Regions from separate parts of the Homo sapiens genome. Here region 1 is linked to region 2. The links are chromatin loops, found by intact Hi-C in ENCODE. Cell type or tissue: heart left ventricle. All regions are shown on one strand. Links, peaks and the distances in the headings refer to the core of each region. The heading gives the core; the rest is flanking DNA. Region 1 overlaps ITGA8 (integrin subunit alpha 8). Region 2 overlaps ITGA8 (integrin subunit alpha 8).

Region 1 (4,402 bases), core at 301-4,300, 56 kb before region 2:
CTTAGTAATGAAAGGGAATGACAAAAGCACATGTTCATATGACTATGACTATGCGTGTATATATACTCATGCATTCATTCTAGCAATTGTTTTGATCACTGATTATATAACAGGTGTTGGCCAGGTATACGAAACATACTGAGGAAATGATGTGGTTTCTGCTCTCATTGAGGGGTCACTCAGCCGGAAGGTGGCCGTGGGAAGAAATGGAAAAGTACGGAAATTCACAAAACGCGAATGGAGTACAGTTAGGCAAAGATGAAGGGAAGGCTTTGTAAAGGAGCTAACATGTATCTACAGTGGAGAAATCACTTGTATAAGAGTGGAGGTACTAGAAGGTACTTAAAAATTCTTAATGTCTTTATTGAGATGTAATTCTCATACCTTAAACATGTTCATTTAAAATATACACTTTAATAATTTTTACTATACTCACGGAGTTGTGTTGTTTTGTTTTGTTTTGTTTTTTTGAGACGGAGTCTCACTCTGTTGCCCAGGCTGGAGTGCAGTGGTATGATCTCGGCTCATTGCAACCTCCACCTCCTGGGTTCTAGCAATTCTCCTGCCTCAGCCTCCTGAGTAGCTGGGATTACAGATGTGCACTACCATGCTCGGCTAATTTTTGTATTTTTAGTAGAGAGGGGTTTCACCATGGTCAGGCTGGTCTCGAACTCCTGACCTCATGATTCGCTGCCTCGGCCTCCCAAAGTGCTGGGAATACAGGTGTGAGCCACCGTGCCCGGCCACTCACGGAGTTTAATACAAACATCACTGAAATCTAAGTAGAACATTTTCATCCTCCCAGGGAGCTTTGCATTTTTGCTCTATTAAATTTCTCCCGATGTTAAATGTTTTTCTAATAAGGAATTAAGATGTAGAGACAGAAACCTCTGATGTCTGGCCACAATAGGGAAAGTTATGTCTCATGTGAAATAAACCGAAAGTATGCCATCAAGTCTTTCAGTTTTAATTTTATTAGTGACAAGGTAAATAGGTACATGAAAATCTTCACAGATATCTACGCACGTATTTAAATAAAACAAGAGTCGAGTTCTAAGAATGCAGTTTCAGGGGTGACTAGTACATATTATTTTTTTATTTACTGTATAAAAATCTCCAAGTTTATAAAACTTAATTTGCCCCATTATTGTGTCTTAAAACCCAGCTGCAAGAATTTAAAAAGGGAATTCTTTGAAGAGAAATACAGATAGACCCTCAGAGGAGCACAGCACATTATGAATTATGAAGGCAATCGGCAATGCTCTAACTAGAAGCAGATAACGCTCAGTGTGTTCTCTGTCGTCAGTATGTTCTCTGGGCAGAACGGATTGCTGGAAGGTTTGCCTGACCTCAGTTTCCTCCCTTTCTCCATTTGCTTCCATATTCTTTTTTTATTTTTTATTTTATTTATTTTTTTGTTGAGACAGAGTTTCCCTCTGTCGCCCAGGCTGGAGTGCAGTCGCGCGATCTCAGCTCACTGCAACCTCCGCCTCCTGGGTTCAAGCGATTCTCTCTCTGCCTCAGCCTCCTAGGTAGCTGGGATTACAGGAGACTGCCACCACGCCCAGCTAATTTTTGTATTTTTAGTAGAGATGGGGTTTTGCCACGTTGGCCAGGCTGGTCTTGAACTCCTGAACTCAGGTGATCTGCCCGTCTCGGCCTCCCAAAGTGTTGGGATTACAAGTGTGAGTCACTGCACCCAGACTTTGCTTCCATATTCTAAAGGGCAGAGGGCCACTGCGTGCATGCGCGTGTGTACAACGGCCTTCTGCAATTCCCATAGGTAGCAGTGCCTGTGGGCAGGTGGAAGGTGCCCGTCCCTCTAGGAAAGGGCCATCTTGGCTGAGACTCTGGGATGGTGCAGTTCACTTTGGAGCCCTCATGCCTTGCTTCATTCTGGGTCTCAGTCTTCCTCCTGGCATCTCTAGTTCCTTCCAGGTATCTGCATAAACTATCTCAACAGGGGTCTTTTTTTATGTAACCCTAAGAGTTCTCAGTTCCTTCACCAATGTTGGCTTAAAGACAAGGGGTGCATTTTTTCAGGGACCTTTTAGGACCCCAAATCCCAAGGAGCTAATCTCTATTGGTCACAGATCAGCCAGGATCACCAGATTCAGGGCATTACCTGGGGTCAGAGAGAGCTGTCTGGCATCGCTCACATCACATCCTGTAGATGGCCACCTACTTGTAAAACCAGCTCTACCTGGAAGACTAACACCAAAGACCCCCAGAGGCTGGTGTGGACACCCCTTAATTCTTTGAGGCAACTTCAGTGCTCATCCGTAGTCAGCCACACAAACCAGCCTTGAGCTCCTGACCGACCCGAAACTGCTACCAGGACAGTATTCAATTCACAGGCAGGAAGAACATGAACTGCACCAGCGTGCTCGTCCATGTGCCTTTCATTTGCTCCTCAATGAAGTTCCGCAGCTGTAGCCAAATGGCTCCTCTCCAGCTTATGGCATGACATAAAATTTAGTGTCTGTGAGCTTGGCTCATCTTTCAAACAAAGCGTGATTGTTGAAATCAGGACACAAAGTTTTCCAACAGCTTTGTAAACTTAAGGATTTGGGTCAGCTTGTTCTATCATACTTAACATTTAGGAAATTAATTAAAAAAAAAAACGCCAGTGTAAACATGCTTCAGATACATAGGTCTATAAAATATTGCACATAAAAATTTGTTCAGTATTTCTTCATAGTAATTTTTCATTATTAAAAAAGGATACAAAATTGTGCAGACTACCTATAAATTTGGCTGGTCAATTTTACTTCAAAAATGATAATATTACAAGATTATGAATTATTTACAAGAGTTTTAAACATAAAAAATTTGTGATGGTTAAATTCAAGATGATGGGAAAATAGCTTAAATAAAAGATTATTCTCCAAAGTTACATATTATAAAGATTAGCAGTAAAAATAAGTAATAAAGTTGGAATAAGCAATTTTAAATAAAAATCTTTAGGAATCAGTTTTCCCAGTTTGGCTCATGCCTGTATAATTTTATGTTTTTGTCTAAGTTATATTCAACATGTTTTCTCTGTGTATACAAGTACAAGGCATAGCAGGAAAAACGGGTATTTAATCCCAAGCTAAATATCTATAAGAAGTGTTGCTTCTTATAGATATTAAAAATAATGTTTACCCATAATGTTAAATTGCTTTTTAATTAATGAACTCTAGACATTTTACCATGACTTTTAAACACTCCAAAGGTAGAGAGTACCTCGAAATTCATGTATTAACTAAGTCAATGGAAAGATATACAAGGAAATATAAATGCAACATCTTGCAAAGCTAAATTAAGCAGATGTGAGTCCCTGGATAATGTGAGTGAAAGGAATTTCAGATGGAAGGCAGCAAGGTATTAAATAGAACTGATTCCTAATGCCAATCTTCCTTTCCTTAGCACTGTCTAAATTCTGAAGAAGCTCTGCTAAATGAGTTATCTGCACACAGTGGTTCTTAGGAGGAAACTGAGTGAGTGATTTTGAAAACTAGCTAACCAAATCTTAATTTCCAAATTCTCTAGATGACAGATTCTCAACCTAGAGACATGGAAAATAAATAAATAAACTCTCACCCTCACTCACAAGATTATTTTTGTCCTTTCAAAAGTACTTTCACAGTACCAACAACATATTGCTTGTCTCCCTGAGCCATAATGTCCTTAGAAATGTTTCTTTTCCATAGGGAGGTGTCAAATGTTCCATTGGATACAGTAGTGTTGGATGGTGTGGTCTTAGTTCTAAGTTCTATAGTAAATCAGTCATTTCACCTTAGTTCACCTTGTAAATTCTATAGTGATTCAGACATTTCATCTCTGCAACTTATGCTGGATTGATCTGGACTGCAACTTACGTTCCCATACGCATTTCAAAGTGTCTGCCAAGTACAGAACGATTAAAGCAAAAGAAAATCTTCCACAATTGCTGATGGCTTCTCCAGCTTTGGTGTTTCCTTTTCCAACAGGGCTCACTGGGCACCCAGGACAATTTCTCCAAAGTGCGGTGTAGATGAGGTGATGTTTCCAGGGTCCCCTCCATTTCCTGGGTCACTGTCAGGTATCAGAAAGCTTTGATTTTTAACCCTCATGTTCTTTCTTTTTCTTTGAACAGGACCAGTGTTTGAGGTCTTTGGTCTTCTTTTTTTTTCTTGTCATGCCTCAGGGGTCTTGTCATTTGTCAGCTGTTCCCTGTCGGTCATGTCCTCCTGAGGAGGTCTGGCTCTGTCAAAGAATCCACACTATAAAGGGAAAGATGGGCTATAAAATCACGTCATTCTGGGAACCTGTGAAACCCCTCATTCAAAGAATTTTCACTTTATGTATTTTTTTTTTTTTAAACTGAGTCTCGCTCTCTATTCCCCAGGCTGGAGTACAGTGGCGTGATCTTGGCTCA
Region 2 (4,402 bases), core at 119-4,118:
AAAGAGGAAAACGTAGGAAGGAAATGGCCAATCCCTCAGCTTTAGAAAGCTGGGGAGAGAGCGCCTCTCTTACAGGCCCACGGTGGCCTGGGACATTTTGGGGGCTAGTCCAGTGGGGACTGGAGCATCCTCAGAAAGGGTGAAGAATGTGTAGACATGAACTACTCACAGATGCAGCTGTTTTATGAGGCACTTACTATCTAGATCACTCTTCTTGTAAAGAAACTGTAGAACCAAATAATCAGGAATTGAAGCTTAGTTCACTTCCCCGGTGAGTAAGATTGGATACTGGAATTGAATTCTTGCCTTGACAAATGTTATTTCTGCTGCCTCCCTGTTCCTTTTAGTAAGCCCATCCTCTGTCTGCTTCTTACTAAAAATAAAACTAACTATACAATTTTTTTAAAGAGATGAAGTCTTGCTATGTTGCCCAGGCTGACCTCAAACTCCTGGCCTTACGTGATCCTCCCACCTCAGCCTTCCGAGTAGCTACAAACATCGCTGTGCCTGGCTATGGCACAGTTTTGTTTTTTTAACAGCAATTCATTTTCATGCTAATTTGAATTTAAAATGGTTATTAAAATTAAAAATTTCTCAGATCTATTCTGTTGAAGACAACAACAGGTAAGAGATTATTTGTTTTTCACTAAAGTCCAAGTCATATCAAGAAAAGATGACGTTTGCATTCTCTAGGAAAAATTAAATTGCCATGTAAGTTAATAGCAACTTCACCAAAAAATTATTTAGCATCATAAGAGGAGAATAATTTCCAGTACTCTCAATTATTTATAGTCACTAATGTAAACTCTCTTGATTATCTGTTTTTTAATGTCTATTAATAAAAGCTCCTTTAGACTCTCTGGAGCATTTATTAAGTATAGGTGACAGTACTTTGAGAACCTGAAAGTAATAACATTTCAACTTCTCTATGAATTTAGAATTTCAAAAATTCACAAATTGCTATGATTAGTTATTTAAGGGAGATATTACTTTATATTGTATTTAAATCTTATATTCAATTTCCACAGATTGAAAGTTTTAGGAAAATGAACATAATTGAATTGCATTTTTAAAAGTATTAGCCTCAGACAGAATTTTACTCCAAGCACATACATTAAAGAATAAGTGGGGGCGGGGCGCAGTGGCTCACGCCTGTAATCCCAGCACTTTGGGAGGCCGAGGTGGGCGGATCACCTGAGGTCAGGAGTTCGAGACCAGCCTGGCTAACATGGTGAAACCCCGTTTCTACTAAAAATACAAAAAAATTAGTCAGACGTGGTGGTACACGCCTGTAATCCCAGCTACTTGGGAGGCTGAGGCAGGAGAATTGCTTGAACACAGGAAGTGGAGGTTGCAGTGAGCCGAGATGGCGCCATTGCACTCCAGCTTGGGCAACAATAGCGAAACTCCATCTCAAAAAAAAAAAAAAAAAAAAAAAAGAGAATAAGTGGGGAGTAGGGAACACCAGGTGCTTAGTATATACTATGGCTTGGTTTGCAAGAATCTGTCAACATTTAAGACAAGTCATCTATTAATACTATCGTAGTCACAGTATGCCACAAAAAAACAAATAACTCACAACCAACATGGTGTACATTAAACCAGTTACATAATATATACAAACATATATAAATAGTGTCAGATATAAACTAAACATTACACTCAAAAAGAGTTAGAGGTCTCTGCAGAATCATGTGCTCAAAGAATCTATGACTGAAAGTACATGTTAAATGCAATGCAGGATATGTAAAAGTGTTAATTATTTAAATGTTATACATTTGCATTTGCAGATGTTATTTTATAATAAGCTACTGTCCTTAAAGAATTTAAAATCATCTCAATGAAGAGCAAAGAGGAAATGAGAAAAAAAAATTCCAGGAAGGAAATATTTTAAAGAATCTTGTGTAACACAAGTGGCCTTATGTATAATTTCTACATAAAGGAGGAGGCTGTTGTCTCATAAGTCCTTTACTAATGAACCCCCTTTAGTCTTCCCTTTGAATAGGAGGCATGTTGGGTTGAAAAAGAATGCCTTTCAGAATGAGCAATGACCCAGTGTCACTGGCTGAGGTAGGGGCAGACCTGCTCTGTCTTGGCTGGTGGCGTGGGTATTCCATGAAGCCTGCGCTGCGCCATTTTTAATAGAGACACTGTGTCCTGGTAGCTACTAGGAGAACGTTCGTTCTTACATGAAGTTATCTCCTAAGGACAATATCTGACTACAAGATGTTGTTGTCTTTTGTTTTTCTTTATACAAATGTGGCATTTTCAAGGGCTTATGCTAATTAATTTCTTTCTTTCACAGAAAAACATGAAAGCCAAATTTGGATGTTAATCTGGATGGGATCAGCTCCTTACTCCTTGTTTGTGAAAGTCAGGCCCACAGACTGGCATCAGGCACAGGAGGTGGGTGCTTGCAGAGAGGCAGAATCTCAGGTCCAACCCCAGCCCCTGCATTTTAACAGACAGCCAGGTGATTCAGAGGAAGTTTGAAAAGCACGGCTCTAGGCTTTAAGCTTCAATTAAAGAATAGGGTCCAGAACATTCCTTTCTGGGAGTTCTCATGGCCCTTGGCAAATTGCCACGGTTCACCACTTGCTATGGGCTGCAGCTGGAAGAGCCTCTTTTGGCAAAGATCCTTACGAAATTTGGCAATAGACCAAAAAGACTTTAAAAATAGCATTTTATACTAATTCTCCCAGATGTGATATGTCTATTTATGATTTTGGTTTGGATGTGCTGCTAATTGAGCCAAAAATAAAAGGTGCCTATTAAAATGGGTGAAATAAATGACAAGTCACCATAAGCAACAAAACAAAAAGAAATTTAAATTTGCTAGAAGGGATATTTTAAATTAGGCTTGGTGTTTTAACTATAAAATGAAAAGTTCTGATCAATGATCACTGAAGCAACTTAAAACGATTTCACTCTTCTTTTTTAAACAAGCCCAGTTTGTATTTTTTTCATACCATAAAAATAAAATCAACAAAGCCACTGATTAGACCAGACTCCTACCTTTATATCCTGTGGATTGATATTAGGATTTGGTTGGCACTGCAGAGGTCCCAGAGTTTGAATATGGAAAATATAGAGAAGAAATTCATCCCGGGCAGAGAAAGGCCAGCCCACCTCCAGGATGGTGTCACTGATGGTACTTGGTCCAATATTGTGCAGCTGTAAACAAGTGACATGTTATCTAATGACCCAGCAGAAGGCAGAGAGATAAAATCAAACTCCATATACTCTATACCCATTTTAGAAAGCATGTATTATTGGTTTTAAGTCATCTGGACTATGACTATGGAAAATAAGAAAATTCAAAGTCGATATGGCAAGAAGCACTCTGAAAGCATCATGGGCTGGTGTTTAGAGAAAACTCTTCAATCTGTGAAGCTCTAAGAGTGGATTTCCTCAGTTGAAGACCATACTACCCTTGTCTGATAACTGTGATGCTGGTTTTAAATTTATGTTAATTTAATCATAGCGCTAGAAATTTTAATTTTGATTTTATGCCTTCAAAACTTAGTGACTGTCTCTTTACATTGAAATCTGCCTCCGCTTTCTTGACTACTGACTGTCAATTGCAACCATATGTGATGTACTCTCTTTCACCCTCTGGAAGAATGTCCATCCATCAAGTGCCAAGGCGGGCCCATGATCACCACAGTTCATTTCGAGTGCGTGTTTCAAAGCTGAGCTCCTTCTGTTTCCATCAGCAGATCTCAAGGCAAGAAAGGCCACATCTCATAAAGAGATGAACATTTTTTAACACGTGAATCCTATACTTGGAGGACACAAAATTGTTTGCCCAAAACACTAAGTGCATTTACATTTATTCCAGTGTTTTAAAAATTTAAAGTCAGCAGGGATTTTCTTCTTTTTCTTTTTTTCTCAGTTCTGAAAATTACAGTGATCTATAAAACAATGGATAATTGCTTTTGCTTATTAGATGGCCTATTTAATTCACCTTATCAAAGAAGCTTGGCAACCATTGATATAGTATATTTTGAGTCACGAGATTAGCAATGTACACAATATTTGATGATTGCTTTTTGCACTACCAGTAGCTACCCTAAACTTTCATGATCCACATTTATGCTAAGATTTGAAGCAGGACTGCCCTGAGAATGATTGGGTCTGAATATATTTTCAAACTTTAAAGTTTCACCATTCTTGAGCAGAAACCAGGACACACAGCTTTATTAAATTATTTGACAGCTTTTTTTTTTTCTTTTTTCCAGTGAGGTTCTTAATCAGAGTGGCCTTGGTGACTGTGTTATCCTTTTGCTATCAAAAGAGCTTAAGGCAAAGCTTTGATCCAGCTTTGGACAAGGCTCCTGAATCTGGGCCACAGGTTGGGCGGATGATGGAGGGTTTCATGCTGATGCTGCCCAGGAGTTGA

What was found. Peaks named below come from ENCODE experiments on the same cell type or tissue, not always from the same donor. Only the 100,000 strongest peaks of a DNase experiment are listed, where the experiment ranks them.
Region 1: a loop joins it to region 2, with 3 times the contacts of the local background. A loop is called at or near these places in 1 of 110 quality-filtered maps.

The regions. Positions count from the first base shown.
Region 1 is chr10:15,512,998-15,517,399 of GRCh38, forward strand. ITGA8 (integrin subunit alpha 8) reads right to left here. Exons shown (of 30, transcript NM_003638.3): 30 at 957-4,247. The coding sequence ends at 4,161. Among named protein-coding and RNA genes, the nearest start is that of FAM171A1, 140 kb to the left of the region's middle. In heart left ventricle, for the core only: no CTCF peak of the experiment used is centred there; no DNase peak of the experiment used is centred there.
Region 2 is chr10:15,569,196-15,573,597 of GRCh38, forward strand. It overlaps ITGA8 (integrin subunit alpha 8), which reads right to left. Exons shown (of 30, transcript NM_003638.3): 25 at 3,016-3,174. Among named protein-coding and RNA genes, the nearest start is that of ITGA8, 150 kb to the right of the region's middle. In heart left ventricle, for the core only: no CTCF peak of the experiment used is centred there; a DNase peak (open chromatin) is centred at 2,576.